Linked DNA regions of Homo sapiens: region 2 is linked to region 1. Evidence: chromatin loops called from intact Hi-C (ENCODE). Cell type or tissue: CD14-positive monocyte. All regions are shown on one strand. Each heading gives the region's core, and the rest is flanking DNA. Links, peaks and the distances in the headings are about the cores only. Region 1 overlaps LOC105377161 (a long non-coding RNA gene). Region 2 overlaps LOC105377161 (a long non-coding RNA gene).

Region 1 (15,595 bases), core at 5,110-10,109:
CACACCCTGATCCTGTGCTGTAAATAAACCGGAGACCTTAGTGGGTATGCACACAAGAAGTAGCTGAGCCATTGAGCAGAACACACCAGCCGAAGAACACACAAGCAGCTGGACGTCAGGAGCACACTGGCAGGCACCTGCAGGCTGGCAGGCCATCGACCAGCACAACAACATGGAGTTTGGCTGGGGCAGTTGGAGGGGAGCCCCACTGCTGAGCGGCCTGACTCTAGGGGAAAACCACCTTTCCATTCCATCTCCCTTCAGCTCCCCCATCTGCTGAGAGCTACTTCCACTCAATAAAACCTTGCATTCATTCTCCAAGCCCACATGTGATCCGATTCTTCCAGTACACCAAAGCAAGAAACCCTGGGATACAGAAAGCCCTCTGTCCTTGTGATAAGGCAGGGAGTCTAATAGAGCTGACTAACACAAGCCACCTACAAATGGCAAAACTAAAAGAGCACCCCATAACACATGCCCACTGGGGCTTCAGGAGCTATAAGTATTCACCCCTAGATGCTGCCTTGGGATGGGAGCCCCACAGCCTGCCCATCTGCCTGCTCCCCCTAGAGGTTTGAGCAGCGGGGCACTGAAGAAGCGAGCCACACACACCCTGTGAAGGGGACAAGGGAACTTTTCCCATTTCAATATGGTCTTCTCACTCACCTCCTCCCTCTAGACAGCTCTCCTGCCTAGGTCTCCATGGCGCTGTTCTACCTAGCTCTCCTGCTGCAGGTTGACTCCCCTGGTAAGCTGTCTCTAAGATGGAGATGATCAGGGAGTGCTCTCAGCATCACTCCGTGGAGGGAGCAGAGGGAAGCAGGACTGGGAGGGAGAAGCTGAATTGTGAAATAGTCTCAGCAAAGGCCTCAGCCAGCTCCACAGGGACAGGCATTCGGGGCACTGAGTTGGAGCAAAAGAATCAGGTCTTTACACACCCGGTTGATCAGTCGCTGGGGGTGGGCTCCCTGGAAGTAGGCAAGGCTTTGGGCAAGGTGGTGTTATTTAGCCACGGGCCATTCATTCCAACAGTGTTGCCAGCAGCTGGGGGAATCAGTCCCTCCCCAAAAGGGGATCTAGGCAGCACACTACAGTGTCCACAACACCTTCCTTCTCTCCAGCCGCTCCTTCCCTGGTGTAGGTGACCACTTTCCTCTGGTCTCAGGCTATGGCCTTCTGCTCTTCTCTATTTACAATCTCTTTTGTAAAACACTAATAAAGTATTTTATTTACACTTCATACAAGAACAGTAACTAGCATTTATTGGGTGCATCCTATGAGTAGATGCCAGGCACTGTGCTAGGCACTGCCGATATATTATCTCATTCAAGTTCCCAGAAACCCACTGGCATTAGGGGATATCAAAACTCTTTATCACAGCCAAGGAAAGTGCCAGAAGAGTCTTCTTAAAAAAACAAAGCAAAATCCTTTTTCTACCATGTCATCTCCCTCCTAGCTCAAGGCCCTTTGATGGCTCCCAATTACTGTTGGAATAAAAGCCCAGACTCCTAACTCAGCACCCAAAGCCCTCCGAAACCTGTCCTGAGCCTCCCTTTTTACAATTCTTCCTTTTTCCATTCCTGCCAAACCAAGCCCTTCACTAGGACTTTCAGCTGGCCTGCTCCAACCTGCTCCGAGACTAGCTCGGCTTAGCTCTTAACTATGCCTGTCCCTTCCTTTGACAGTCATTCATTCACGTATCTGTTTCCTCATCTATTGTAGACCTAACATATACTAGGCTGTGTGTTGGGCATTGGGGATACAATGCTGAACAGACACAGCCTGTCCTCCGCTTCAGAATCTTAAAATTGTGCAAGAAAGACGAATGTTATTCAAACTTGCCAAATTTTCAGTTATTTATTTATTAATTATTATTATTATTTTTTGAGACAGAGTCTTGCTCTGTCACCCAGGCTGGAGTGCAGTGGAGCAATCTCAGCTCACTGCAACCTCTGCCTCCTGCGTTCAAGCAATCCCCTGCCTCAGCCTCCCAAGTAGCTGGGATTACAGGTGCCCACCACCACGCCCAGCTAATTTTTGTATTTTTAGTAGATATGGGGTTTCACCATGTTGGCCAGGCTGGTCTCAAACTCCTGACCTCAGGTGATCCACCCTCCTTGGCCTCCCAAAGAGCTGGGATTACAGGTGTGAGCCACCATGCCCAGCCTCAAATAGTTATTGAATTCCAGCTTTGACTCAATGCTAAGAGGGGAGCATCAAGGGGTGTTGAAAGCTTAAAAGGGAGCGCTGAGGACCCTTGGTGAGCCAGGTGCTCTTCCAGTGCCCGTGGATGTGGCTGTGTAACTCAGTCGCTTCCCTGCTTTCTTCGTGGGGCCTAACGTAAGTGTTTCTCCTTTTCAGCTCTCCCCTTTCTCCTCTTAATATCTACATTGCCTGTTGCCTCAACTACTCAATCCTGTGCAGCTTTGCTTTCTCAATGTAAAGCGCTGTCGTCTCTCAGGTACATTTTGAGTCTTATGAATGATAGTTATCACTGATTTGAGGACATATCCTGTGCCAAGCAGTCTCTATGCTCTCACACTGTTCAGCAATTGCAATATCCTCACAACCATCCTTCTTCTTCTTCTCATGATCCCATTGTCTTAGTCCCGGAGGAAGTAACCCTGAGACAGGGACTCAGAGCACCTGGTTTACTTGGCAGTTTAAAGAAACATGGGCAGGTCAGTGGGGAGGTCATGGAAGGGAGGGTGTATTATCAGTCAAGTTCACCCTGGGGGAAAACCAGAGCCAAATCCCGCTGGGGAAATTCTGAGAAGTGGCATAGAATGCGTCTCAGAATCACCGTACCCAGGGGGTGAAGGAGTTGGGGTGCTTATTCACCAATTCCCACCAGACGCTGGTTGAGGGCTGTGTGTAGGTGGGAATGGCACTAATTCCTGGGCACTGCTGGCACCTGCAAGGGCAGGCAAAGTGGGCATCGGCAGCCTGAGAAAGCCCCCAGGGGAAGAAATGGAGGTGCCAGAGTACACTGAAGTGGTGAGGACGGAGGGCCTACTACGCCCATATTACAGATAAGTAAACAGAGGCTTCGAGGAGTCAGTCCAAGGTCACATGGCTAGGAACTATCAGAGCCAGGATGAACTGAAGTCTTTCTGGCTCTAAAACAACATAAAATGCCCCTTGAGAGGCATTATCTTATCTTAACCTCCAGTAACCCTTACAGCTCTTTGCACAGGGCTAAGAACCCAGTAAAGAATCCAAAACTGCTTCCTGATTGAGGAGCCTGAACGATGAGGAGCTTCTTAGACCCACAGAATAACAAGGCTTTTTTTCTTTGTTTGTGTTTTTGAGACTGAGTCTCACTCTATTGCCCAGGCTGGAGTGCAGTGGCGTGATCTCGGCTCACTGCAACTTTGGCCTCCTGGGTACAAGCGATTCTCTTGCCTCAGCCTCCTGAGTAGCTGGGACTACAGGTGAACACCACCACGCCTGGCTAATTTTTTTATTTTTAGTAGAGACAGGGTTTCACCATGTTGGCCAGACTTGCCTCAAACTCCTGACCTCAGATGATCCGCCTGCCTCGGCTTCCCAAAGTGCTGGGATTACAGGCGTGAGCCACCATGCCAAGCCAATAACAAGCTTTTAAATGTGCCTCCCTTCTCCATGATAGCAGGTGCGATCACCTAGTTTCTGAATACATTCATGAGTGTCTCGACCCCTTTTTACCTTATCACCTCTTGGACTTGTTTGAAAAGAGGAAAACAGGCCCACAGTCAACGACGGCTTCCTGTCATGAAGCTGAGGCCAGAACTGGAGTTGCTACTCTTGGTCTTCAGCAAAAATTCAAATGCCCATGCAATCCTTTTTTTCCCCTCCATGAAATTCCCCTAACTCGGTTAAAGAAAAAAAGTCAGTCAATTTACATGGTAACAGAAAAGGACAGGGCCTGGTATAAAATATTCCCCCATCTGCACCGGAGGGCACGGCCTACACGCTTCAAGAGCACAGCGGAGGCCCCGGGGATTTGTTTTTCTTTCCCTGACCCGGGGACTCTGATCTCTCACTTAACCTCTGACCTCTTCAATTCAGATAACAGGGAACTGGCAGCTGGGTTGGGGGCAGCTCTGAATGCCACTGGACTCCGCCTGGGTTCATTCTGGCCATGGAGACAGAACAAAGGGAGGTGGCCCTTCCCCGTGAAGCACCCCAGGGCGGCAGGCAGTCCTGTGGGGGCCCCTGCTCAGGTGCCCACCCCGGGGAGCATAGAGGGTTACCTCATTACAGCTAATGCCATTTAGAGCCTACTTTGTGCGGACAGGAAAAAAAATTAAAGCAACATCAATACCTTGATTTGACTCCATTTAAAAACTTCAGACTGAAATAGGCCTCAGCAAAGATCCATGCCCCTCCCTGCAGAGAGGCCTTTTTCCTCCCTACCTTAGGCCTCATTTAAAACAGGGCTATAGTCTGCATTTTAACAGCAGCTATTTAGAGGTGGGTATGAGCCACTTGTTTGAAATTGAATCAGCCATTTTTATTAAGCCATATATTTTCATTCTTGCCGGTGACGCTGGGAGACGATTTTCCAGCCTCTCTGTTTTGCTTTCCAGTGTATTTTCATTGGGAGGAGAGCTGCAAATCCAGGCCCTGCAACCTCCAATTACCCTGCTCCAACCCCATGCTGCTGGGTTGGACCCAACTCTTCACAGCAACCTCAGAAACAATGAATTTTAACCCCCGCACCCGCAACACCAAAACAAATTCCTTCCTAAATAAGGAGCCCGTTGGCTCCTTCCTAGCTGAATTCCCAGCCCCCATCTCCCAACTCCAGTTTCCAGTTTTGTGGCTGCCGCTGCTCCTGCTTGCTGGTGACTTGGCAGCTCAGCAGTGACCACCCACGGTCGTGCCCCAGGGCTGGATGACTACTTAATCTCTGCTAGGAGTTTGGCAAGAGGCTATTCACTGCCTTTAGACAATTAGACATCTCGAGGGACAGACATTTTTTTGGAGCCTCTAGTTCCCAGCTGCATGTGGGTGGGCCTTTTATTCATTCATTCATTCATTCACTGATACATTCATTCACTCACTTATTTATTCTTTCGTTTATTCATTGATTGCTTTGGAACAGCACCTGACACAGAAGGATGACAGCATGTCAGTAGCTGTCATTCATATCCACAGCCAACATTTATCAGGGACCTCCTACTATGTACCAGGAACTGAAGATGAAATAAATAAAACCCAGCCTCTGCCTTCGTGAGATCATACTATCAGAATGTGGTTTTGCACATTGGGATCACTCGGGGAGCTTTTAAGAAAAGCCTATACTAGGCCCCACCCGCAGAGATTCCGATGTGATTAGTCCATGGTGGGGCCAAGGTATCTGCATTTTGTAAAGGCTTCCACATGTTTCTAACGTGCAACCAGGGCTGAAAGCCACGGCTCAAGAAGGAAGGGCAGATAAGGAGACAGCTCTGCCCCAGGGTGAGGAGGGCAAGAGTAAAGTTCTGTGGATGCAAGGAGAGATGGACTCTAACCCTGCCTGAGGTCAGGAAGGCTTTCTAGAGGAAGGAGGCCTGAAGACAGAAGTCAGCATGGGATGGGCCAAGGTACTGGGAAAGGAGAAAGGGGGAGAAGATTCCAGGAGATGGGAACAGCACAGCAATGGCCTGGGTTGAAGGCAAGCATTGCACGTAGGACAATTTCCGATGATTGCATATGGCTGGAGTTGTGTGTGAGAGAAGGGAGCAGGGGATGGAGGAGACAGCTGGCCGAGCAACCCTGCTAAGGGACTAACAGGGTGTTTTGTCATCCATGTAAGGGGTTCAAACACTGCCTAAAAGCAATAGGGAGCAGAGGAGGGAAATGATTAATTTTGCATTTTATTTTATTATTTTTAAATTAATTTACTTATGTATTTTTGAGACGGAGACTCGCTCTGTCACCCAGGCTGGAGTGCAGTGGTATGATCTCGGCTCACTGCAACTTCCGCCTCCTGGGTTCAAGCGATTCTTGTGCCTCAGCCTCTCGAGTAGTTGGGATGACAGGTGCATGCCACCACACCCAGCTAATTTTTTTTGTATTTTTAGTAGAGACGGGGTCTCCCTAGGTTGCCCAGGTTGGTCTCAAACTCCTGGCTCAAGTGATGCACCCGCCTCAGCCTCCCAAAGTGCTGGAATTACAGGCATGAGCCACCACGCCCAGCCAATTTTGCATTTTAGAAAACTCCTGGCCGGGCGCAATGGCTCACGCCTGTAATCCCAGCACTCTGGGAGGCCGAGGCAGGCAGATCACGAGGTCAGGAGATCAGGACCATGCTGGCTAACATGGTGAAACCCCGTCTCTACTAAAAAAAATACAAAGAAATTAGCCAGGCGTGGTGGTGGGTGCCTGTAGTCCCAGCTACTCAGGAGGCTGAGGCAAGAGAAGGGCGTGAACCTGGGAGGCGGAGCTTGCAGTGAGCCGAGATCATGGTGCCATTGCACTCCATCCTGGGCAAAAGAGCGAAACTCTGTCTCAAAAAAAAAAAAAAAGAAAAGAAAACTCCTTCAGCTGTAGAATGGACTAGAGCGCAGCCAGACAGGAAGCCAGGTGAGAAATGACAATGACTGGACGCAGGGATGTATCAGTTTAACTTAGGCTGGGCTCCCCTACACCTTGAGATAGTCTAGAAAAGGAGTCAGAATTGTCCCACCTAAGGAATGAAGAAACTGGTGTATTTGCCCACAGACCCCTGTCTGGTGTTGGTCCAGGGCCTCTCCTGGAGGCATCAATGCCCCAGCATCCTGGCCTGCCCACCCCACTCCCACAGGCATGCTCCTGGCCAAAGCAAGCTCCCTGGCAGAGAATGACAGGCACCTACAAGGACACCATCCCTGGCTGTGGGAACAGTGGTGCCCAGGGCACATGTACAAGGCTGCAGCAGAGGCTGTGACTAGGTCTTTACCCAGTGATGGAGGGCATGAGAGACTGAGGCCAGGAAGAGGCTGGTGAGTGTGGTGAGATTGACAGGTGCAGATGGAAATGAGGAGGCAAGGGTTGCCATCAAAAGGAGGATGGCAACCCTCCAGCACGCTGACTGAGGGCACGAGCAAGTGAAACCTTTAATCCCCAGGGTCAGATCAGCACAAATACAGCCATGTGCCGGCCAACAACCTTCTGAGCATCCATGCAGGGCAGGATCATGGGATTCTGGTTGTTTGAGCTGCATGGACTTTTGGTTTCCAGGAGAGAAGAATTTGCAGTATTTGTAGGAGGCTTGGCTTTAGGCACATAAAAAGGCCTTAACAGACTTTAATTCCGGGTCACCCCCACCCACAACCTTGTGTTCCTCCCTCTCCTCTCCCCATGATGTAATCTCTGATGTAATCCTTGGTATATTTCTGTTCCCTGTCTCTCCTATCCAATCAGCTGCTGTGTTGGTTGTGAATTATTTGAAGGCAAGAAATCCACTCAAACTAATTCAAGTCCAGGAGGCCAGTTTTGGGGAAGATATGAGAGCTGGGGGAAGAACCGAGGGCAGGAAATGTAGCCAGGCTCCCTTTAGGTTCAGAAGCAGAGACCACTAAGACCCCAGGGGTAGAGAAAAGGCTTTTCCTATTTTTTCTGAAGCCACATGGTCTCTCATCTCCCCCTCTATCTTTTCATCTGTTCCATCTCTGTCTCATTTTTGTTCCTCTCTGCGACCTCTCTCTGTGTCTCCGGTATTTGTGCTCAGGTGAGCACATGGCCACTCCAACCTGGCATTCTGTGGCCTCTTAGTTTAAGCCAATATAAATAGGCTTCAGTCTTTATGTCTCAGTTCCTAATTCACAAGGGAGAGTACTGGATTGGTAAGTATTAGAAGACCCAAATCAAACTGGTTCCAGGAAAAAAAGCAAATTTTTTGCCTCAAGTAACTTAAAAGTCAAGGGTAGGCATCAGGCATTGCTGGATCCAGGGGCTTAAGTTCTTTTGTCAGGAATTCTGATGCTCAGCCCTTTTTTGATCTGTGTTGGTTTCATTTTCAGGCAAGTTCCCTCCAGCTTTAGATCCTCTAGTTTAGCAGTCTCAGTAGAAAGGTGGCTTCTTTCTGCCAGAAGTTCCAATCACATTCCTAGGGTTGACTCTCACTGAGCCAACCCAGATCACAGCCCCCTTGCTGAACCAGTTGCTCTGTCCAGTGGATGGAAATGCTGATGGGCCAGACCTGAGTGACACTGCACCCTGAAACCAGATGGACTAAAAACAGGAGAATGGCCAGGCACGGTGGTTCATGCCTGCTATCCCAGCACTTTGGGAGGCCAAGGTGGGAGGATAGCTTGAGTGGCCAGGAGTTCGAGACCAGCCCGGGCAACATAGCAAAACCTTGTCTCTACAAAAAATAGAAAAATTAGCTGGGCCCAGTGGTGTGCGCCTGTAGTCCCAGCTACTCAGGAGGCTGAAGTGGAAGGATCACCTGAGCCTGGGAAGGTCGAGGCTGCAGTGAGGAGCAAAAAAAAAAAAAAAAAAGCAGGAGGAGAATTTTTCTCCAAAGAAGACTGAGGTGCTGGTACCAGAAAAAGGAAAAGGAGGCATGGATTTGAGGAGGCAGAAGTAAACAACCAACATGGTCAAGGGGTGACATCACACCCTTCCACCCACCCTAAAGAGCTCTGAACAAAGCAGGTTTCTTATAACAATATGGGAACCAAAGCAGTCACCACGCTCTCCTGTCAATGTTATCTGAACAATCTCACAGACATCTGCTTCTTCCTTTCTGTGACTGGGGCACCAGCCAGGGCTGACCATCAGCATGTGTGCACTGATATGGCCACCATCGTTGTTAAAGTACTGCACTATTTCCGTCACCTGTTGGTAAATATCCACCGGCCTGAGTCCCTGGCTTCCCCCACCTAGGCCACTCAGGCCCTCTTTTGAATCCCACAGATTGCCACAGGCTAGCCACTGAAGGGTTAATGCTGAGTGCAGCAGGGGCCTCCAAGACCCTGACCCAGCCGCTTCTGATTGGTTGATGCTCATGACCTACCAGTTGTCTCATTGATCTGGTACCAGTAGTTAAATATTTTGAATATCACCCTGGCTGGCAACAGTTTCCTATCTACTCTCCTTCATTCCCCTCCATCCCTCGACTCCCACAGTCTTCCTTCACACAGCCTTCTTAAACTCTGATCTGCACTACTCACTGGCCTCCTCATCATTCTCCCCTGCATCAGGTCCTGACTCCTTCGTAGGTCTCCAGCTGCCCCTGTGAGCTGGTCCCAAATGCCTTTTCAGCCTCACCTTCCCACCCACCTCCCACCCAAATGGCTTGCTTTTCCAAATACGCATGCCTCCTCATGCTTCTCTGCCTTTGCCCAAGCTGTTCCCTTTTTCTGATATTCTTTACCCACATATTTATGGAGGGCCTACTGTGTATGTGTCAGGTGCTGGCTTGGAGGAATAGACTGAGCAGGGAAGGTGGAGACAAAAAAGACAGACAGATGTTGTGAAATGTCTCCAATGGAGAAGCTCAGCCTGGAAGCAGAAAGGGGCACTTAACCCCAGGTCCCAGGAGCTCCCTGAAGGAGGATTCCTGGAGGATGAGTAGGAGGCCAGGAGGTCTGGGGCACAGCAATGAAGTCAAGGAAGCCAGCCTGCCATGCTGTGATTCCAGGGGTCCAGCAATCTGCTTCAATGTGCCCGATGTCTGAGCACACCTCCCGTTTGCTGAGCGCTTTCCATGTGCCGGGCACTTGCTGAGCTTTCCATGCTTGATCTCACTCAGTCCTCACCACCACCCTGCGAGGTGAGGCTGTGCAGAAAATGCAGCTCAGAGAGAAGACTCACACAGCTTGTGAGCAGCAGACCTGCCATCTAAGCCCAGGCTCCCTAGACACTCTGTTCACCCCTCACCCCATTCCCATGCCCCCTGTTTTAGGGCAGAGCACCTGCTCCACCACCCATCATTAGCAAGCTGGGCCTAAGAAGAATAATCTGGCTTCCCCACAGTGCTCGGTCCACAAAGACAATCCTAGACGTGGAAAAGCAGGGAGGGGGTGGCAAGCCCTGCTCTTGGCCACTAACAAGCTGATATTTGATGTGGTTCAGCAGGTGACCTGCCTCCTTGGCTCAGTTGCGCAAAAAATGGGGATAAAAATATCTTGGGGCACTAAACAGGATAATACATAGAAAGCCATTAAACGTGAGCCACTATGTCACCTACTCTTTCAGGACCAGATGAGAAAATGGGATAAGAAGGAAAACAAGGACTCATGCTTAGGTACCCTGGGCACAATTCCTTCCTTCCCAGACAGGGAGGGAGCCTGACTACATACCTCCTCTCTCTCTCTGCAATCAAACACATCTGGGTTGGCCTATCTGCTGTGTGATTTTGGGTAAGTCACTTAACTTCTCTGAACTTTCCTACCTTCACAATAGAGATCATTATGGGGCTCTGCCTTCATTCACTCAGCAAGCCACATGCAGCAACTACTATTTGCCAGGCATGGTAGTAGGAGCTGATGATGTAAGCAAGACAAGCCCCTGCACTCATGGAGTTTATATTCTAAGGGGAAATACAGACCAACACACACATGCACCCACACACAGTCAGGCTTTCAAATAGTGATAAGCATTCGGAAGAAAATAAAACAGGACAATGGTGCAGGAAGGAGGAGGCTGCCCGTGACAAAGTGGTCGGGGGGGGGCTGTCTGTGAAGGTAACCTGGGATCTGATACCCAGTTGGAGGGGAGAAACCTGGCAGACAAAGATCTGGGGAAGAGCTGTTCAGCCAACAGGAGCAGCAAGTACAGAAGCCCTGGGGCATGAAGGAACTTGGTCTATTTTAGGTATAGAGAAAGCCCAGTGGGGCTGGAGTGTGCCAATCAGAGTGAGGGAGAATGGCAGGAATGTGGGGAAAATTCAAGATGAGGCCCTGAAAGGACTTACATGGGCCTCTGACCCATGCCAAGGGCTCCATGCAATGTCAGCTACTTTGCCTGTGCTGTCCTCCCACGGGGCAGCAGGTTGGCTCATGCCAGGGAGTCACTGGCCACCAGAAGGCTGCTGCTTATACACAGGCAAATACGGTAATTCTTTTCCTCCACCTCCCAGCAGTAGCAGCAGCAGCAGGGATATGAATTGATTGTCAGAAGCTGTTTAAGGGCCTGTGATTGAGGAGATGATCTGAGGTAAGCTGCTCCAGTGAAATAAAGGCCAACAGCTGCCTGGTTCCACATCAGCGCTGCGCTTTTCTAAAAGGCAGCTTTGCCTTCCAGCACCCACCCCCACTCCACCCCCAGGAGGCGGGGAGCTCTCCCTTCATACTCTGGGGGAGGGAGATCCTATTTAGTGACAGATGAGATGTTGGGGACTAAACCCGAGGGCGTTGAGAAGTGTAATGGCTGTGGCTGAATATGTCAGTTTCCTGTTCTTTGTGGGTGGGGTCTCAGTTATGAATAAGAATTTCATGGAAATTTTGGGATTGAAAGGAAGGAGGGATTCGGGGAGAATCAGTCCCATCTCAAATTAAAATCTGTGCATTCCTGGGCTTTCAAGTGTAGCACTTTACACAGAATCAATTTTTTCATCTGAAATACGCATTCATCCATCTATTAATTTATTCGTTTACTTATTCACTCCTTTAACAAATATAAAATGCATAAGAGCTTGGGCTTTAATCACTGGATTTTTTAATATTTTAAAATTATTTTTCTAGAGACAGAGTCTTGCTATGTTGCCCAGACAGGACTCAAACTCCTGAGTCCAAGGGATCCTCCCGCCTCAGCCTCCCAAGTAGCTGGGACTACAGGTGTGTGCCACCATGCCCGGTTTGACAGATAGATTTAACGGGTTTGGCTACTTACTAGCTATGTGGCCTCAGGCAATTCACCTCACCTCTCTGAGTCCCGGGATACTCATACCTACCTCACAAGACTATTTGAGGATTATCCAGATAATGCTCACTAGGGACTGAGCCCAGTGCCTGGCACCGGCAAGTGACCATTCGCTACAGTGTACCAGAGAGCAAAAGAGGTGCCGCAAGGTTACAAAATGAAATCAGACAAAGCCCGTTTAGGAGCTCACAGTCCAGGATGTAAATAACCATGCCATGAGGAGCATATCTTAAATGTTCTAAGAGGCACAGAAAAAGTGACATGGCAAAAGATTTCTTCCTGTTAAAAAAAAATGAGGAAGACTCAAGAGGGAATTGGAAGTGACATTCGAGCTGAGCCTTAAAGGGTGGGTAAGGAGACCAGGGGGCGAGGCAAACAAAGGCACATTCCTAGAACCTTGCGAAGTGTGGTTCATGGACGAGCAGCACCTGCTTCACCCGGGAGCTTGCTCAAAATACAGATTCTCAGTCCCACCCAGACCCACTGGATCAGAATCTGCATTCGAACAACTGGGAGGTTTGGGTGCAGATGAAAGTCTGAGGAGCTCAGGACAGATGATCTCTGCTATCTCTGAGAAATGCCTTTGTGGCAAAGGAAGGAAGGAAGAAGAGATAACCTCCCCATGTGTTTGGGCCAATGACAAGGTCATATAGATGTGCCCACCCTGGGACCTTGGCCGGGGCGCCCCAGAACCAGAGGCCTCCAGGTGTGCAGGGAGCAGATACCCAGAGACTAATCTGCAGGGAAGGTCAGGCACCTGGGTGGCAGATGTTGCAGGGCAAAATGTTCTCTGAAGCCTCAGTTGAGCCTGTTGGCTCAGGGGACGGGACTGCAGTCCTGGCCACTTATCCATTCAATTCACTCATTCTACAAATACATACCGGGCACCTTTGCGAGCCAGGTACCAGCCAAGTTCTGCGTCTAGCAATGTCATGAGCCCTCAGGCAAGCCCCTCTTCCTCAGTTCTCAGTTTCTCCATTTGTCAGGTCTGGGTTGGTGTGCTTTCTATAATGCCTGAAGTCACCTCCACCCCATTTTCTGATTCCCCCTGTCCCTTTCTTTCCCAGTGTTTCCTTCTTTTCTCTATTCTCCTCTCTGCACTATTCCTCACATTGGTTTCCATCCGCACAATATGGAAAATCCCAGCACCTCTCTTTCTTAGACCGAGTTCCCAGAAGCAGAGTGGGAAATGAGGGTTCGTGTGAAAGTGACTTATTAGGAAGTGGGGTGATAGAACTGGGGAACAAGGAGACAAATAGAGGGTACTTTTGTCTCCATCCTGCAGGGGAGTGCTGGGGACAGTGTGGCTTGAGCCTCAGAGCTGTCCCCACTGGGAAGATCAGGGTGAGGGAGCTGAGTAGACCATAAATTCCCAGGCACTTCCACTCTCCACTGGCTGCAGCAGCCTGAGGACAGCCCCCTCGACAGAGACTCAGGTGCAGGCTAGCCGGAGTGAGAGCTGGCCTTTCTGAAAACGGCAAAGGGACCCAAGGGTGGAGCGCAGGGGATGCGCTCACAGCATCCACTACATTGTCTAAATAATTATAGGCCAGGTGGAATTGAGGTTCCAAAGACATAATAATAACAATAATGTTAGACCCAAACCTATCTTTTATCAAGCACTTACTTTGAGCCAACCACTGCCCTACACATGGACCATGCAGTATCTCATTTAATCTATGGGACAAATTTCTGAGGCTTTCAAGTTTTCTAACTCCCACTCCACCCCCAGCCCATGCAACACCGCTCTTTCTTTGATCTTTCCAATTCCAAACAAAACAGTTATTCACATGTATGACGATTATAGAAGCTATGAAACTAGCATGGAGAAAAGCCTTCAGGCAAGAACACCTGAGGAGTCCTCACTCCACCACCAGCCACTGCCAGGGGATGGTAATTGTCTGGAAGACTGAATGATTTGACTTCCCAGACACTTGCACAGAGACTTCTCATTGGGTCCTTTAGTGGGCCTGGAAATTTCTCTAAGAGCTGTAGATAATATAAAATCTCATAGACCAAATTTAAGGGTGATTTAGAGCATTTTTCAAGGGTACTTTGGACTTCCAGCTGACTTTACAACAGAACCCCGTGTGAAAACGTTAAGTCTGAAGCACCGTCAGTGTTTCAACTCACAGAGAAGAGGACAGAGGCACAGAGAGGGAACAGAACCTGCTCAGGGTCACACAGCTAATAGGAGAAGGTGGTAGGGTTGTTGCTGAGGCATTTAGGTATCAAATCTGTGTTCCTGACTGCAAGGCCACACTGTGCCTGAGGGAGAAGGAGGAACACTCAGTGTTTTCTGGAAACCATGAGGGGCCTGGTCACTCTGAGGACTGTGCGGTAGCAGCCCTCGGCTCTGTCCCTCCTTGGCTCCACAGAGAGGAGATAATCCCTCATCCATCTTTCACCCAGCCTCGCGTGGTCCCTATTGGCAGCAGCTGCCTGACACTGCCTCTGAAAGATGCCTAAGACTCTGCGAACCCAGTGTTTAATGCATGCAAAGCCTTTTCCAAAGAAGTCACTTAAAAAGATTACACAGGACAGAATCACCCCTCCTGCCTCCAGCTTAGAGAGTCTTTGCAGCTGGCCTGGAGCTAAGCTAAGGAAGCAGAGTCTATAGCAGCCTGAAAATAAAGTGAGCCTTCATTGGAGAAATCACTCAGAACACCAGCTGCAAGAGCTCTGCTCACTGATTCATTCAGCAACTCTTTGCTCTATATCTGAGTGCAGGCACCACACCAGGCTTTAGGGATGGACTGGGGACATGGTCCCTGCCCTCCTGGAGCTTACATTCTAGGAGAAAGGCCCCACTCCCACAGGAATGCCCATCTTACCACGTGATTCTCCCCAAAATGGGGGATCCTTTTCCTTGCTTGTCCCTGGAGGACAGCTCAGATGCTTCTTCACTCTCGCTGCAAGGCTCAGGATGGAGGTCCTGGGGAGAAGGCCATTCTGGTTTCATTTACTTTTCTCTTTAGCTTCCTCTCTCTCCTCTTTCTGAACACCCTCCTTGCTATCTGGATGGAAGAAGGGGCAAAAGGAAGAAGGAATAAAATGTTCGTGAATGAAGAAGAACAGAAGAAAAAAGTTGAGGATGACAGGAAGGGAAGAGAACAAAGTAAGGCTGGGGATGACGACACCTGTGGCCAACCCAGTGATGGAGGGTGGGATGAATGTGAAGCCACCGAGGACCTGGATGTCCTCTCCCTTTTACCAAAGCCCTTCAGGCACTGACGGGACTGGGAAAAGAGGAGAGGACTGACAGATATGAAGAGATTGAGAAGAAACATCATCCAACCTTGTAGCAGCAACCCCCAAGGTCACCAGCCTGCTCAGATTTTTTTTTTTTTCAGTATGAAACACTTAACAATCCTTCTCACACTTGCCAGTAGCTTATGGCAGAGGTCAGCAAACTACAGCCTGTGGGATAATCCCACCTGCTGCCTGACTTTGTAAATAAAGTTTTATTGGAACACAGCCACTCTCAGTTCTGTATTGTCAAGGGCTGCTTTCACACTACAACACAGAGCTGATTAGTTGCAACAGAGACTGTGTGGTCTGCAAAGCCTAAAATATTTACTAGCTGGCTGCTTACAGAAAAAGTTTGCCAACCCTTGGGTGTTATTCCTAGGCTCTTGAGCCTTCAGAGTTCTAAAATTGCTTATCAATTCTTCAGCACTTCCTTTAAATCCACTCATCAAATATTTATAGAAGCCTACTGTATTAGAATATTCTCTTTTTGTTGCAAGTGATGGAAAACTCAGCTCACGTGGGCTCC
Region 2 (15,595 bases), core at 5,088-10,087, 62 kb after region 1:
GTTGCAGTGAGCCAAGATCGCATCACTGCACTCCAGCCTGGGCGACAGAGTGGAAAAAAAAAAAAAGAAAGTTTAAGTAGGAGTGTGACATGATCTTATGATTTCTATATTTTGTAAAGCTTATTCTGGCTGCTGCATGGGGAATGATTCGTAGGATGATCAGAGCAAAAATAAAAGCAAGGAAACTTCAGTCAGGTAGCTGTTGTGGTAATGTCAGCAAGAGATGATGGCTAATTGGACCAAGGTGGTAGCAGTGAAAATTCGGTGAACTGATTCATGTTGTTTTGGAGATAAAGTCGAAGTCAGATCTTGCTAGATGGAATGTGTTAGGGAAGGGAAATGAAGACTGAAAATAATTAAATGATCTTTGGCTTGAGGAACTGAGCTGATGGCACACTATTCTCTAAGATAGAGAAGACTGGGGAGCAGGAGCGGGTTTAGAGAAAAGAAAACAAGAGTGGTTCTAACCATGTCAAGTTTGAGGCATCAGTAAGATATCCAAGCGGAAATATCAAGTGGACAGTCGACTATAAGGATGAGGGACATAAGGCAGGGTCACTGCTGGAGAGATGTGGGAGTTATGGGAAAAGCATGACATTTGAAGCCATGGATTTAAAGAGAAATGTTTAGATAGGGAAGAAAATGGGGCTCTGGACTGAAATCCAGGGTGCTCTGATATTTGGAGATAAGGGGAAGGAAGATTTAGCCACAGAGGCAAAGAAAGAATAGCTAGTAAAGTGGGAAGAAAACCTGGGGTCTATGGGGTCACAGAAACCAGAATAAAGTCAGTAGAGGAGGAAGGAAGGAATCAAATGGAATCAAATAAGATGAGAACAGACATATCCATTGGTTCAGACGACACAGAAATCAATACGAGAGTCCCCCACACAAGGAACCATCCAGAAGGATCACACATTTCAGAAGATAGTGGCATAGATCAGAAATTAGTTCCCACCACTCCCTCACCAATGCCAGAAACCCCGTAAATCTTTGATCAGTACAGGAGGGAAAGAGAATAAAAGGATCCTGAATTGACTTGAGTTTAAACTTAAAAAGAGAGCATTTCCCCACAGATGCCAACAGGAAGAATGAGGGCTCAAAGGGTGATATATATAAATGAGTTATAGAAATGGGGAACAGAAATATAAAGAATGTTGGCCAGGCATGGTGGCTCATGCGTGTGATCCCAGCATTCTGGGAGGCTGAGGCAGGCAGACCACTTGAGTTCAGGAGTTTGAGACCAGTCTTGCCAATACGGCGAAACCCCATCTCTACTGAAAATACAAAAATTAGCCAGGAGTGATGGCGGGCACCTGTAATCCCAGCTACTTGGAAGGCTGAGGCATGAGAATCGCTTGATCCCAGGATGTGGAGGCTACTGTGAGCCAAGATCGTGCCACTGCACTCCAGCCTGGGCCACAGAGCGAGAATCCATCTCAAAACAAAAGAGACAAAACAAAACAAAAAAACCTCATGTGTATATATATATATAGAGAGAGAGAGAGAGAGAGATTGAGAGAGAGAGAGTGAGAGAGTTAAATTTGCTATATGACTTGAATACATGGCTCAAAAACATCAAACCTAGGCTGGCTCATTCCTGTAATCTCAGCACCTTGGGAGGCCGAGATAGGAGGACTGCTTAAGGACAAGAGTTCAAGACTAGCCTGTGCAACAAAATAAGATCCTATCTCTACAAAAAATAAAATAAAATAAAAATCATATCTGCTGCATCAGTACCCAGACCCTTCCCAGAGAAGGGGCAGCCTTGGCCTGGGTAGGATCTACAGTGGCAGTGCTCAAAGGATCCCCTCAAAGGAAATTTGGCAATGTCTGGGAACATGTAAAGTTGTCACAATGTAGGGAGGGTGCTACTTGCATCTAATGGGTAGAGGCCAGGGATGCTGCTAGACATCCTACAATGCACAGCACAGCCCCGCCCCAGCCAATCCCCAACATAGAATTATCTAGCCCCAAATGTCAATAGTGCCAAGGTCAAGAAACCTTGGCCTACAGGAAGTCCTAGCTGTACAGAGAGAAATTAACTCATCATAAGGCACTAGTAAAGAAAACCAGGAGCCTAACTTTCCTCCTCATCTAGGTAACCACCTCCATCTTGCTTCATCCCATTGACCAGACTGTAGAGTTAGCAAGGCCAGAGTTCTTGTTTCAGCCTCTTATTGATCATTTATTCACTTGTGCTCCTTCTGGGACAACAGCTTATACCCCAAGTTCAAAAGACCTCTCACCCAGCCCAAGAAGAGACTGTGAGCAACCCAGTCAGAGCACTAGTTCGAAAGTTTTCAGATATAAAGAACTCTCTTCCAATGCCAAGAACTGTTATAGACCTTTACACTGTAGTAGTTGTACTTCAGCTTCTGTTGGCTGAGGAAATAACAAGAAGCTACCATATTTTCAGTACCACTTTAAAAGAACTGTGGAAGAATTACTTTTATTGGTAGCACTACACCTAATGTAACTGGACTGTGTTAATGGCTGAGTGGGATTTTTCCTGTTGTTCTGAAATTTCTGCTAAGGCCCAGAGCTGAAGACAAAGGATACCCATCTTCCAAATTCAGAGCTCTGACCCTTGAGAATCAAAAGGACCAGCTACCTTCCCTCAGGGCTTTATTTGGGGTAACTGTAGGAGAATCACCACCTCCACCATCACTTCTACCACTCTTACCACAATTACCACCTCTACTACCATCACCTCCGCTATCTTCACCACCATCTCCACCATGGCCACCACCGTCAATGCCTTCACCACCATCACCATCACCATCATCAACATCTCTACCATCACCACCATCTGTATTATCACATCCACCCCTACTACCATCATCTCCACTACCCTCACCACCATCAATGCCTTCATCACCATCACCATCAGCAGCATCTCCACCATCCCTGCCACCTGTGTCATCACATCTACCATCACCATCATTACCACCTCTACCACCACTACCTCCACTACCCTCATCACCATCTCCACCACAGCCACCACAGTCAATGCCTTCAACACCATCACCATCATCAACATCTCTACCATCACCACCATCTATACCATCACATCCACCACCATCACCATCATTACCACCTCTACCACCACCACCTCCACTACCCTCATCGCCATCTCCACCAGCCACCACCGTCAATGCCTTCATCACCATCACCATCATCACTATTTCCACCATCACCTCCAGCACTATCTCCATCACTGTCACCACCACCACCATCAGCACTGTGGAGAGAGGACCTCATATTTTGGGATAGTGCAGTATTTTTGAAGAGAAGCCTTTTCCTTCCTCCTTTCCTTTTGATAACAAAGTGTGTTGTGACCTCCAAAGAAAGGAGAGGAGACCCAGAGAGTATCCTGCTAATGACTAGCAGTATCCATAGGTAAAGAAGATTGGAATTTCACTTCCTAATGGGAGGACCTGCTGACTTTCCTCTGTGTGACCAGAAAGAAGATGATAAAATTGGGGTGGGATGGCATAATGGAGTCCATGAGAAAGAGAGTCCCTAGCTCAGTCTAGTTCCCTAGTTTTTCAGAAGTGTACAGTTGGAGTTCATACAAACCCAGAGGTCCCAAAGTTGGCCATGGAAGATAGAAGAGCAAAGACCCTACATCCTCACAGAGAGGATTATGGTGGGGTCAGCTAGGAGGTGTGGGCAGGTCTAGGAAGGAACCAACAACACCCTGGGAGATGCTGAGAAGTGAGCCCCTTGCAAGGCCAACGACATGAAGCCCACAGAACCCTGGAGCAATGAAAGCTCTAAGCCACCAAAGAGAGGCCCACAGCCTCACCAGCAGGTCCAGGCAAGAGATGTGGGAGGCATTTCCTCTCCTTCCTGCCAGCCCCCACCCTCGAGGAGTCAACAAAAGGAGGAGAGAGGGCAAAGGGTATGAGAGAATCATCCTCACTTCCCCTCCTCACCCCAGGAATCATAGTTCATGCGTGCCCCAGGGCAAGTGCAGGAAAAGGCTTTCTATCCAATGTAAGACTGAAGCGTTCTTTTTCTTTTCTTTTCTTTCTCTTTCTCTTTTTCTTTCTTTCTTTCTTTTTTCTTCTTTTTTCTTTCTTTCTTTCATGGGTTTTTTTTTTAACTACACCCCCATTTCAGCAATATAGACTGAAGTATTAAAATGAGCAGGACAGGGCCTTTAAAAACTAAAGTGATGGTTTTAGTAAAGGAACTGGTAAATTACAGAATCCAGCTGAATTACTACTAAGGATGTTTAGCCATGGAAAATGTTATGGAAGCTGGGTTAGGAGCAATAGTTGGAAACAATAAAACCAGTTCTTGTTATACCACCAATGAATTGAGACACACAGGTTACAATGTACTTGTAACTTGCCCAGAGTCCCATAACTCACCTGACTCCAGAGCCTGGGTGCTTAGCTAATCCCTGGATAGATGAGAAAAGACCAGCTTATCATGGGAGCTGTTGGCTGAGATGGTGGATCAGGGAGTCTAGGTGGAAAGGACCCGAGGAGTCCTAGCGTGGAAGGGAGAGCATGAACCGGGTATGGAAGCCTCAAGGAAGCTGCAACCGCCTTCCTTGTGCCAGGCAGTGAGCTGGGCTTTCATCTCATGCTTATACCACCCTGTTTGGTGGGCACAGTTAGTACTCTCATCCCTACTTTGCTGACAAGAAATTAAGGCTCCCACCAAGGCCACATAGCAACTAACTGACAGAGTTAGGGTTCAAACCTAGGTTACTTTGACTTGAAAATCTAATACTCTAACCAGGACCCTGATTCCTTTAGAATGCCTTATCACAACAGCAGAAACCACATCACACTGTTATGCATGGAGAATCACAGGCTGCAAACTCAACCATGAGTGAACATTTCTCCAGTTTTTTGACAACTAAAGTGAATTTCTTTATCAGGTCCCTGATCCTGGAGGTGGGAGAAACAAAATCACTGTTATTTAAGAATTTCCTTGAGTCTCCCTTAGGTTGAGTCCAAGTTCTGGAGGCCCTCAGGAGCACCCAGGCATGGGAGGCGAGGGTGGTTGCAGCTTCCTTGAGTCTTCCATACCCGGTTCATGCTCTCCCTTCCACACTGGGACTCCTCAGGTCCTTTCCGCCTAGCCTCCCTGATCCACCATCTCAGCCAACAGCTCCCATGATAAGCTGGTCTTCCCTCATCTATCCGGGGATTAGCTAAGCTCTGGAGTCAGGTGAGTTATGGGACTCTGGGCAAGTTACTTAACCAGTTTGTGCCTCGATTTCTCCATCTGTAAAACTGATTATCTCACGGGCTTCTTAGAGGATTTAAAAAGACAATATTTGCGGAATGCTTAGAACAGTGCCTGGCCCATCATAAATGCTTAACTAAAGCTAACTACCATTTTGGGGGAACAGGAGGGAGGGAAAAAATGACTCTCACTAATTAAGTCTTTTTCTTATGCCTGGAGAGTAGCTTTTAACATTCAAAATGCCAAAACTGGCCAGGCATGCTGACTCATGCCTGTAATCCCAGCAGTTTGGGAGGCTGAGGTGGGAGGATCACTTGAGCCCAGGAGTTCAAGACCACCCTGGGCAACACAAGAAAACCCTGTCTCTACGAAAAATTTATTAAACAAAAAGCCAAAACTTTAATCTTTCTATTCTCTGAATTCTGTAGCACCCTTTCTTCCCATATACAATACAGGCAAATTGTCTGGCTTCACAAATTGGGGTTGGAGTATGGTTAATATCTCAAAATTCTACCCTGCCTAGTCATAGGTGGACAGTTCTGTCTGAGACCCTAAGAGCTGCCCTGCAATAACTCTGACCCACACCCCCCCACCCCCGACACACACACTCCCACCACCTCCATCATCATTATCCACAGGTTAGAATTTTCTGGCATATTACTCTCCTACAACATTTCAGAGTTTATCCTGCAGCCACATTCATTCACTCAATCCTTATCATGACCTTTGAAAACAAAAGCAGATTTGCTTTTCAGCCACCATCTTTTTACACTAACAAAAATGTTTGCATTTATAGAAAACGTCAAACATATATATATATATATAAGTAGACAGAACAGGACCGTAAACACTCTCGGACCCATGGCAAATTCGGCTTGGCCCATCCCTACCACATATTTTGAAGCGTATCTCAGAGATCCTATCATTTCATCTGTAAATATCAGTGTGTGTTTCTAAAGGCTAAGAATGGTCTTTTAAAACACAGTACCATGAACGCAACTTAAAAAAAAAATGATTCCTTTATATCATCAAATTGCCTTCAATCCTATCAGAGTTCAAATTTTCAACAGCATCCGTTTTGACAAATCAGGGTTGGGGTTCCTAAACCCATTAGGGAAGAAATACACCTCCAAAATTGTTCTGTGGAACAACCCGAGGCTCTCCGGAAGGGTAATTGGACCCCTCCCATTCCTTCACAGACAGGAATGTATTAGCCAAACCTACCGCGATTTTGCCGGGAGGACGCCAAAAAAGACGATCACGTGTCAAATAACCATGGAAACGGGGTGACAAAAGGAACTTATGCCTTCGCTCCCTTGTTTAGACAGAGCAATCAAGGAGCTGCTGTCCTTGCAGCGGGGAGGCCGGCGCCGCCTGCGGTCGCACACACCTGAATTCCTGCACCGGGGCAGCCCTTGGCCCCCCGTGAGCACCGCCGGGCCTCGTCCATGGCTGTCAGGACCCGGGATTAGCACGTGGGCTCCTGCGGGGACTTGGGCTGACCGCAAGCGCTAGAAGAATTGGAATCACTAGACTTCCATTGTTAGTTTCTTCCAGTGGTTCAGCGGACAATTTTGAACTGAATCCAGCAGAGAACTCATCGGAGGTTTTTTGTTTTTTGTTTTAAGTAGTAGTGATACCATTTCATCCGATTCCAATGCTAGTCATTTACATGATCAGCCTCTGATATAATTAACCCAAGGGCAATTCCAAGCCTGGACCCTTGAAATGACTGCCGTATTAGATTTGTGGTCTAGAATGTCTTTCCTTCAGACACCTTACATAAATCAAGGTGCCAGTAAATCAAAAATGGAGTGATCCTATTTTTATTTTTTTTAAATATATGTACAGAAATACTCTCATAGCAGATGCTACTGGCGCTCTGCCGCTACCCTCTTGGCATTGGTGCTCCTGGGGCTCTCTGCCCAGGCCTCTCTAGGACTGCAGGAGGTGGGCAGGCCTGAAGTCAGGGGGAGCCTGCAACCAGGCAGGGACGCCCTACGGGAGAAAAAGCACCTTGGGGAGGGTGTTCTAGAGCGCCCCCCACAGGTCCCAAACAGGACTGAGCTCAGCTGTGCATGGGGCTAACCTGTTAATCACAGGCTTCCCAGCCCTGTCCATCTCACTTCCCCACTTCTCCATCAGTGCTTCCTGGGATTATCTCCCGACAGAGGGCAAACACCTCATCCTGGGAACCCCCAGCCCCAGGCAAACCAGGACAGTGGTCAGCTTGCCTCCCACATAAAACACTTGCACCGAAATCCTAGTCTCAGGTTGGCTTCTGGGGTACCTCGACCTACGGAATAATCCCTATGCTGGGAAGAGTCTGGAATGAGACATAAATCTTAACTGGGTTTTTTTTCTTTTAATAGACATGGGGTCTCACTATGTTGCCCAGGCTGGTCTCCAACTCCTGGCCTCAAGTGATCCTTCCGAAGTGGATATGAAGGTGCTGGGATTACAAGTGTGGGCCACCACACCTGGCTTAACTGGGTATTCTCTGTGAGCTGAGCCCTCTAAAGGTGGGCAGTGGGGCAGTGCTGGACTCCTTGGGTATTTGGAGGAGGAAGTAAAGGTAGGTTTGTCATCAAATCTGTATCTGACATTTTTACAAAGAACATATATCATTTTTAAAAATATATAATAAAAACCTGAGCTTTTTAAAACTATCAGCAAATATTTGTTTTATAATTTTTAAAGAGTCATTCCATTTAAGTTTTTTAAAAAGAAGGAAAGAAATGGTTTAAAAACATTTTAATGATAATTTAGGGCAATAGTTTACAAATTTTTTAAGTTTCTGATGGAATCCTACATAGTATTCCAGTTACAACCTGATATGAGTGGAACTGCTGTGATGAAAACTGGGCTCTAGGGCCTGGAACTCCCCCCACCCAACTCCTTTCCCCACCCCAGGTAAGCAGTAGGTACATCTAAGGAACCCTGAGGGTTTCGTCCATCCCAGTGTGAAAAACCACTGTTAAAGAGGAATATTTAATTGCATTAAAAAATATTAACTTTTTACTTTAAAACATGTTATGAAATGAAAAGAGCAATTCAAAAAATAGCACTTATGGTACGATCTTGATTTTATGAACAACAACAACAAAATACATGTACTCACATACAAAGAAAAAAGACTGAAAGGAAGGCCAGGCATGGTGGCTTATGCCTGTAATCCCAGCACTTTGGGAGGCCAAGGCAGGCGGATCACTTGAGGTCAGGAATTTGAGACCAGCCTGGCCAACATGGTGAAACCCCGTCTCTACTAAAAAACACAAAAATTAGCTGTGTGTGGTGGTGTACCCCTGTAGTCCCAGCTACTCAGGAGGCTCAGGCAGGAGAATTGCTTGAACTTGGGAGGTGGAGGTTGCAGTGAGCCAAGATTGAGCCACTGCACTCCAGCCTCGGTGACAGAGCTAGACTCTGTCTCAAAAAAAAAAAAAAAAAAAACTGGAAGGAAGTATACCAAATAATATTAATGGTGATTATCTCAGGAGGGCTGGATTACTATTTTTTATTTTCTGTGCCAGTACTATATTACCTGAATTTTCTACTGGTATGTATATATGATATATTATTCTAAGGAGGGGAAGAACAGAAAAAAATGGTTCCTAAGTCACATGCAGACAATAGCAGTCTCCAGACTAGATGTTCATTGTTTTTAGGTGATGATCTGAGGAGCAGAGGCTTTCCAAGTTTAGAGATTTAGCTACTGAAGACTTCATAATTCAAGTTGTAGCCTGTCAATTCGATGCTCAGTGAAGTCTTTGAAGTTTCTGATAATGATGTATGAGCACTGCCTATAAAATAAGCAAGACAAGGGGTAACTCTCTCTGCCCCACCCCCTGCAGTGGAGCGGTTCAGGGTAGGAAGAGGGCAGCACTTCCCATCACTGTGGGTGCAGTCAGTTCAAACTCATGACTGAAGAGCCTTTGAAGGGAGACTGGAGCATTGCCAAACCAAGGCTTCAGTAGAGAATTACAGTGGTTAAGTCAGTGGTTCCCCAACCTGGCCGCCCATTCGATCACCTGCAGAGCTTATTATAAATGGGTTCCTGGCCCCACCCACTTATCCTCAGATTCAGGAGGTCTTGATACTTAGAATCTGCCTTTTTAACAAACACGCCAGGGGGTCCTCGTGTGTCTCCTTAATGAAGTTCATCATCACTGTGAGTTTGTGAGCTCTAGGAATCTATATGCCTTATTTGCTACTATAACCCAGATACTGTGTGCAGAGTCCTAATGCTCTGTAAATATTCCGGGAGGAAATTATTTATTGAAGGCTCACTTTGTGCCTGACGTTTTGCTAAGTGGTTTCAAGGCCAGTTACTTTAATCACAACTCAAGGGAAGTATTCCAATACCCATTTTGTAGATGACAAAGTGGACTCAGAGAACTTAAGAAGCTAGCCTGAGGCCCCTTAGAAAGAAAGAGAGGCAGCATCCGAATCCTGGTCTGAGGTCCAAACTCCAGCTTATCACATTCAGCCACACCACTTCTAGAAGGTTCCATGGCGTTTCTTTTCTTGAGAGAAAAATAGAATTGTAATTCTCCATTCACCTTCCTCTTCTCCTATCATCTACCTGCTCATCTGTTTGTCTACACACACACACACACATTTCAAGATTGACCATCATCTAAAATGGCACCAGAACTCACCCCAGGACATGCTATACAGAGGTTTATACTCATACTTTCCTGACTTCTTGTTGTAACATGTCTTTTCTAAGCTAAAGGAAACCAGTTATTCCTCGTTCCAGTTGTAATTATCTTACTTATTTTAAAGTAGTTGTTGCAAACTAGCCTAAGCAATTTGGCTATTCAAACTACTAGGTGTTTGATCATGATGGCTTCCTGCAATAGGTAAGAAGTCCATGAAGGCTACAAGCTACCTCCCCCGATCACCTAATCAGATAGTATGTTACAAAGACAGTCTGTCTCAGACCAAATTCCACATTTTGCTAACTGGTTTCAAGGCCAGCAAGCAGGCACATAAACAGCCACACCACCCATTCTGTTAACCCGGGGACATGTCAGCCCTCTCACTTTAGACACTTCGACAGCCTCTTTCACAAAAAGTGTAGTCAAGGCACACGTGACACTATTGTCAGCGCAGTATCTAGCCTAGTCAGGCAGGTGATCAAATCAACCCTTTAATATATAGACATAGGACTGTTTGGACTTCCAAGGCTGGAGCCTTTCTAAAAGAATAAGCAACTGGTCTGGCTAGACTTATTTATAATGTCTTCAGGCAAGGCAAACGCACTATGAAACATTTCCAGCCATCTACCATTCTTGAACGCCATTCTTTTCATCAATGAAAAACCATTTTAGAAATCCATTATGCTAATTAACACACCCATGGATGCTGAGCTAGGACAGATAATTGAAGCACTTATGGTACCTTCCTCTGGAGTGTGGGGTTGTGATCTTTCGAATGTTAACAGCCCCTACAATGTAGATGAAAGCTAACACATACACACACACCCCATGCATACATGTGCACAGAGACATGGTGTATGAAATATGCTTTATGTTTAGAAGTAAATTACAGTCAATATATCAGTCATAACCACCACCATCTGATGAGAACTTACCGTACGCCCAGTACTGTGCTAAAGGTTTGACCAAACAAGAAAATGTATCTTCTCTGATCCTCACTGAAGAGACTGAGAGCCCAGAAAAGCCATCGAGGAAGGACAAGCTGGCCTCGCACTCTGGCTGACTTGACAGCCATTCATCTTAGTGACTCCAGGAGGCTGGTTGCCTGTGAGTTCTTCTGGGCCTCCTGGGAATTCCCCCATCATCATCAACAACAATTTTTCACTCTTGGCTCAAAACCTTGAACAATAAATAAAATCCTGATCCCCAGAAAGTATTCCACAGCATGACTCCTGAACATAATTGATTCTGAAGGAGGCTTGGGAACTCCTCCTGGGTGACAACTGTGTTATATCTGGAAACATGCCAGGCAGCCGGCTCTGTGAGCCTACCAAGCCCAAGGGTAGCCAGAACTCAAATGTCTGCTGCTCCCCATTAGGCCTCCACATGGGAGCCCCCTTCTTCTGCCACCCTCTGCTTTGTGTCTGTGTTTGAATTTATCAGCCACCCCAATGGGTTGGGTACAGAAGCTGAAGAGGAGGCCAGCCAACCATCATCCAGGAGTGTCCTTGCCTCCTGCCAGGGAGGGGCAAGGACTTGGCCATTTCAGTAATGAACTACTGTGCTGTCAGGGCAGAAAAGAGAAGGAACAGGTCATCGGGGGTGGTGAGTAGTCAGAGTCTGGAGACAGTATGAAGGGAGAGTGAAAAGAACTTGCTGATGAATTCAACAAAGAGTTACAAGAAGGAGAGGAGGCAAGACCGACTTGAAGATTTGGGGCCTATGCCAAGAAGAATAAAGCTACCACTGACCACCTGGGGAAGACTCAAGTGGGGAATAGCTGGACATGTAGGGTTTGAAATGCCTGTTACATATCTGAAGTACACTCATTTTCTGTGACTGGATAACAGATTACCCCACACTTTGCAGCTAAAACAATGCCCATGTATTAGCTCATAGTTCTGGAAGTCAGTAGTCCAGGTAGACTCAACTGAGTTCTCTGGGCAGGTTATCAGAAGGCTGAAATCAGGTGGTAGCTGGCCTAGGGTCCTGTGTGAACGCTCTGAGGAAGCATCTCATTGCAAATGTATTCTCTGTGTTGGAAGACTCTGTTCCTTGCATGCGTGGGCCCAAGCTCCCTGTTCCCTTGGTGGCTGTCAGCTATGGGCCACTCTTAGCTTCCAGAAGCTTCCCATAGTCCTTACTGCAGGACTCCTTTCAACTTCAAGCCAGAAAGCCTGGGTCAAATTCTTCTCCTGCTTCCAACTTCTCACTTCCTCTTCTGCCACCAGTCAGAGAAAACTCTAGGATTAGATCAGGCCTCCTTGAATAATCTCCCCTTCTTAGGATCAAGTGTGCCATAGGACATCACCTAATCATGGGAGCAAAATCCAGCATATTCACAGGTCTGGGGATTAAGCAGGGTACACACAGTGGGGTGGGGTGAGACGGCAGAAAGTCTTGCGTGCTTCCTTAGAATTTTGCCTGCCACCCAAGGGGAGATGTAGAGGAGACATTCTCTTTCAGAAACTTCCAGGGCTGAAGGATGGGGCAGAAGGAGGAGGGGAGGAACCCATCTGGATCTCTTTAGCCTCTGGAACCTGAAGCACTCAGGAAAGAAGGCCTGGCCCTTTGAAGCTGCCCCTGCCAGGCCCCACAATGGGCCAGCCCTGCCAGCCCTCCTGCACAGGCCCTGAGGCATCTTGGCAGCAGCATCCCCGAGTCTGGCAGGTGAGTCAACATTTGGCTTCTCTCCTGGGCTTTCTTGGAAAGGGCTGTGTTCCAGATTGGCAGCTGTGCTAGCTGGAAAGGAGGCCAGAAAAGAGCCAAGTTCCGGGGGCCCTGCTGCCAGGCAGGACACCTGGACCTTCTCTCCCCTAGTTACTGAAAATGGCAGAAGGAAACCCAGGGAAGCCAGAGCAGTAGTAAAGCAGAGTGGCCAAAAAATTTCAGGCTATGGAGTCAGATGGATGACTTAGCCTCTCAATTTCCCCATCTGTAAAATGGGAATCGTCATTAGTAGCTGCAATGAAGGGGCCTGTGACAATTGAACAGCGTGCTACCTGCAAATCATTTTGCACAATGGCTGGCATATCGAAAACATGAGTAAAGCCTGCACAATGGATACTATTAACTGAAGGGGAAATGCCTGGCAAATAGAGGTGGTTCAACCAGGTGGAATTAAAAAGGAGAAAGGGATTAGGTGAAGGGGACAAAGGGATAGCCAACCCCTTTTATAAGAAACTCTCATAATAGTGGAATGTAAGTTGGTTGTTTCTCTAATGACTTATGAATATACAAAGCCCCATTGCTAAACCCCTAGGCATGATGGATTTTGATTGGGCCGCAGTGTAAATTTGGATATGATATTCCCAGGACTCCTGGGTAGTAAGATTGGATTTCTGCTACCTATAGAAATTCAAGAGGGAAGGGAGGGAAAGCAATAGAAGACTATTGTGTTGATGTGTTGTAGGCCACGTTTGGTTGCAAAGAATAGAACCGCCTAAGATAATGGGGTAGAGTAACATTTGGGGCATTTAATGGTGGGTTCACACCATACTTCTGTACTCATCAAATTTCTCTGCTGCATCCTAAAAACCTCTCTCCCCCAACTGCTATCCCCAGCCTGCTCAGCAAGAAACGAGTCAGTTACTCCGTAGGGAAATAAAGCAAGGACTGCATTTACTCCCGGGCAGCACAGTGGGAGAATGAAAATCACAGGCTCCACTAGGTTTGCTCCAAGGAGCTTGGGATTTCTTCAGTCACAACCAAATCATCTCTCTTGTCTGGCAAGGACCACCAGACCTCAATAATCATCCAGTTTGCAGTGACATGTCCCATGGCTAACACCCTCCCCCCATCATGCCCACCCCACAACAATGGGCAGGACAAAAGCCTTCTTGGACAGGTGACCAGCTGAGACCACTGAACCCACTGAGAGTAGTGAGTGGAATAAAAATAAGGTCTTATTCCTGATCAAGGTGGATAAGTTGAGATCAGTTTGAAATCCTCATTGACTGGGGCTCCAGACGTGCTTATTCAAAGTATATAGTAGGCAATCCGGTGGGCACCCAGCAACGGGAGATCAAGATAGCCAGGCCCGCCACTGCATGTCAACTCAGTCCCCTTTTCCCTTTACAGACTAGCATGCCTTCTCTCTGCCTTCCTAAGAGACAGTACACAGCATTAAAGTCACTGCCCCAACCCGGCTGTACATGATCTTTCAGGTCAAATGCCAAGCACTATCTAAGTGTAGTTATGTGTCTCTTAGTTCACACATTTGACAGACAAGTTGGTTGGCTCACAGACTGGGCCTATGGATTGGTTCCTGGTGAGGAGTTTACTTTTGATACAGTCAGTAGTGGGAGATGGGGGGATGGAGTTAGGTGGCATAGACATGACGGCTTAGACATACCTCCTCCTTCCATTAGGTGGTGAGGGACTAGACTCTCAGAGGTCGGACAGGGCCTTGGCAGGCACCCCAAATATATCCACCATAAACAACCCCCAACCCAATTCAGATTTCACAAGTTCCCTCTGAAGCATCATTACAGAGTTCTTGAAATCTAATCTATTCCAGAACATTCCCAGATGGACCAAAAAAGAACTGACACATTTTTGTATCCTCCCTTTCTCCCAGAATCAAAATTTTCAGTATTATTTTGAAACTAGCTATCCAGAAATCCCATTTTTCAGAGCAAAGTCTTTTGTGGTTAATTAAATAATTAACTCCCATTTATCTTTTCAACAAGTCTCGGTTTTCATAGAGCGGGCTTCTTTAATGTGGGGTACACCCATATGGGTGTTTCTGGGGCAACAGTGTGTCACAGAACAAGCCAATTAAGTACAGGCGAGTTAATGGCCTTGTCCAGGTTAATAGTGAAGCCAAGCGCCTGTTGCTGAGTCTTCAACTCTTCGTTAGCTCAAATCCCAGTTGTAACTTTCCACTAGGGCTGTGAGTTGTGACTTTCCTTAATCCACCAGATAGAAGCAGAGCAACAGCAGAGGCTGTAAATACTCTGTCAGGGCATGAAGAATAACAACAATAAGGCATTCATATTAGGAGAGGAGATTCATTCATCACGGTTTGTTTACCCTCTCAACAACCCAGAAGAGTTGGTGTCACTGTCTCTGGGGAAGCAGCTGGCATAAGGAAATCAAATTGCGGTGAAAAGAATGTGAGCTTTGCAGTCATATGAGCCTCATTTCAAATCCTGACCAAGGCCTTTACTTCTCTGATAAAACAAATCTGTATGGCAGCTCTGATTGGTCAGCCCCCATACCTTAACCCTAATTAAAGAGTTTGAATATCACCCCTGCTTCTCTGGTACTCAACCTTTCTTCCAAAAAAGGGGATAGGGGTGGTGATAATACTACCCACCTCATGGCATGATTGTGAAGGTTACATGAGGTCATGTGTGTGAAAGGACCCTCTCTCTAGTAGGTGCTCTTTATGCTCACTCCTTTCCTAATGTAACTGACTTTTTCCAGGTTTGGGATGATCTTCTAAGGTTTCTCAAATGATTGTCATGACTGATGAATTCAACACAAAGAGAGCTGATGAGGAAAGCCAGGCTTTCTTCACTCTCCTGAGAAAAAAATTCCCTCTTGGGTAAGACCTGCCATCAGGCTGAGATCCCATCCTTCTTTCCAGATCCTTCTTCCATGGTGGCAGAGGCTTCTTGTTGCTAATATTGGTCTTCCCCTAATTCTATAGAAACAGAATTCCTAAGTTTAAACAGAACCTTATGGCTACTGAGACAGAGAGAGACCACATTCTACATTTC

The links. Hi-C counts contacts between places; a loop is a spot of excess contacts. Peaks named below come from ENCODE experiments on the same cell type or tissue, not always from the same donor. Only the 100,000 strongest peaks of a DNase experiment are listed, where the experiment ranks them.
Region 2: a loop joins it to region 1, with 2.0 times the contacts of the local background. A loop is called at or near these places in 4 of 110 quality-filtered maps.

The regions. Positions count from the first base shown.
Region 1 is chr3:72,586,910-72,602,504 of GRCh38, forward strand. LOC105377161 (a long non-coding RNA gene) reads right to left here. Exons shown (of 11, transcript XR_940962.3): 10 at 14,652-14,834. Among named protein-coding and RNA genes, the nearest start is that of RYBP, 150 kb to the left of the region's middle. RefSeq lists an enhancer at 3,651-4,478. In CD14-positive monocyte, for the core only: no CTCF peak of the experiment used is centred there; a DNase peak (open chromatin) is centred at 7,332; H3K27ac peaks cover 1,642 bases.
Region 2 is chr3:72,648,741-72,664,335 of GRCh38, forward strand. The region is part of intron 5 of LOC105377161 (a long non-coding RNA gene); the gene reads right to left. LOC105377162 (a long non-coding RNA gene) reads right to left here and starts at 15,509. Exons shown (of 2, transcript NR_135531.1): 1 at 15,190-15,509; 2 at 14,556-14,827. In CD14-positive monocyte, for the core only: CTCF peaks have their summits at 7,239 (motif pointing left) and 7,439; no DNase peak of the experiment used is centred there; H3K4me3 peaks cover 614 bases; H3K27me3 peaks cover 2,073 bases.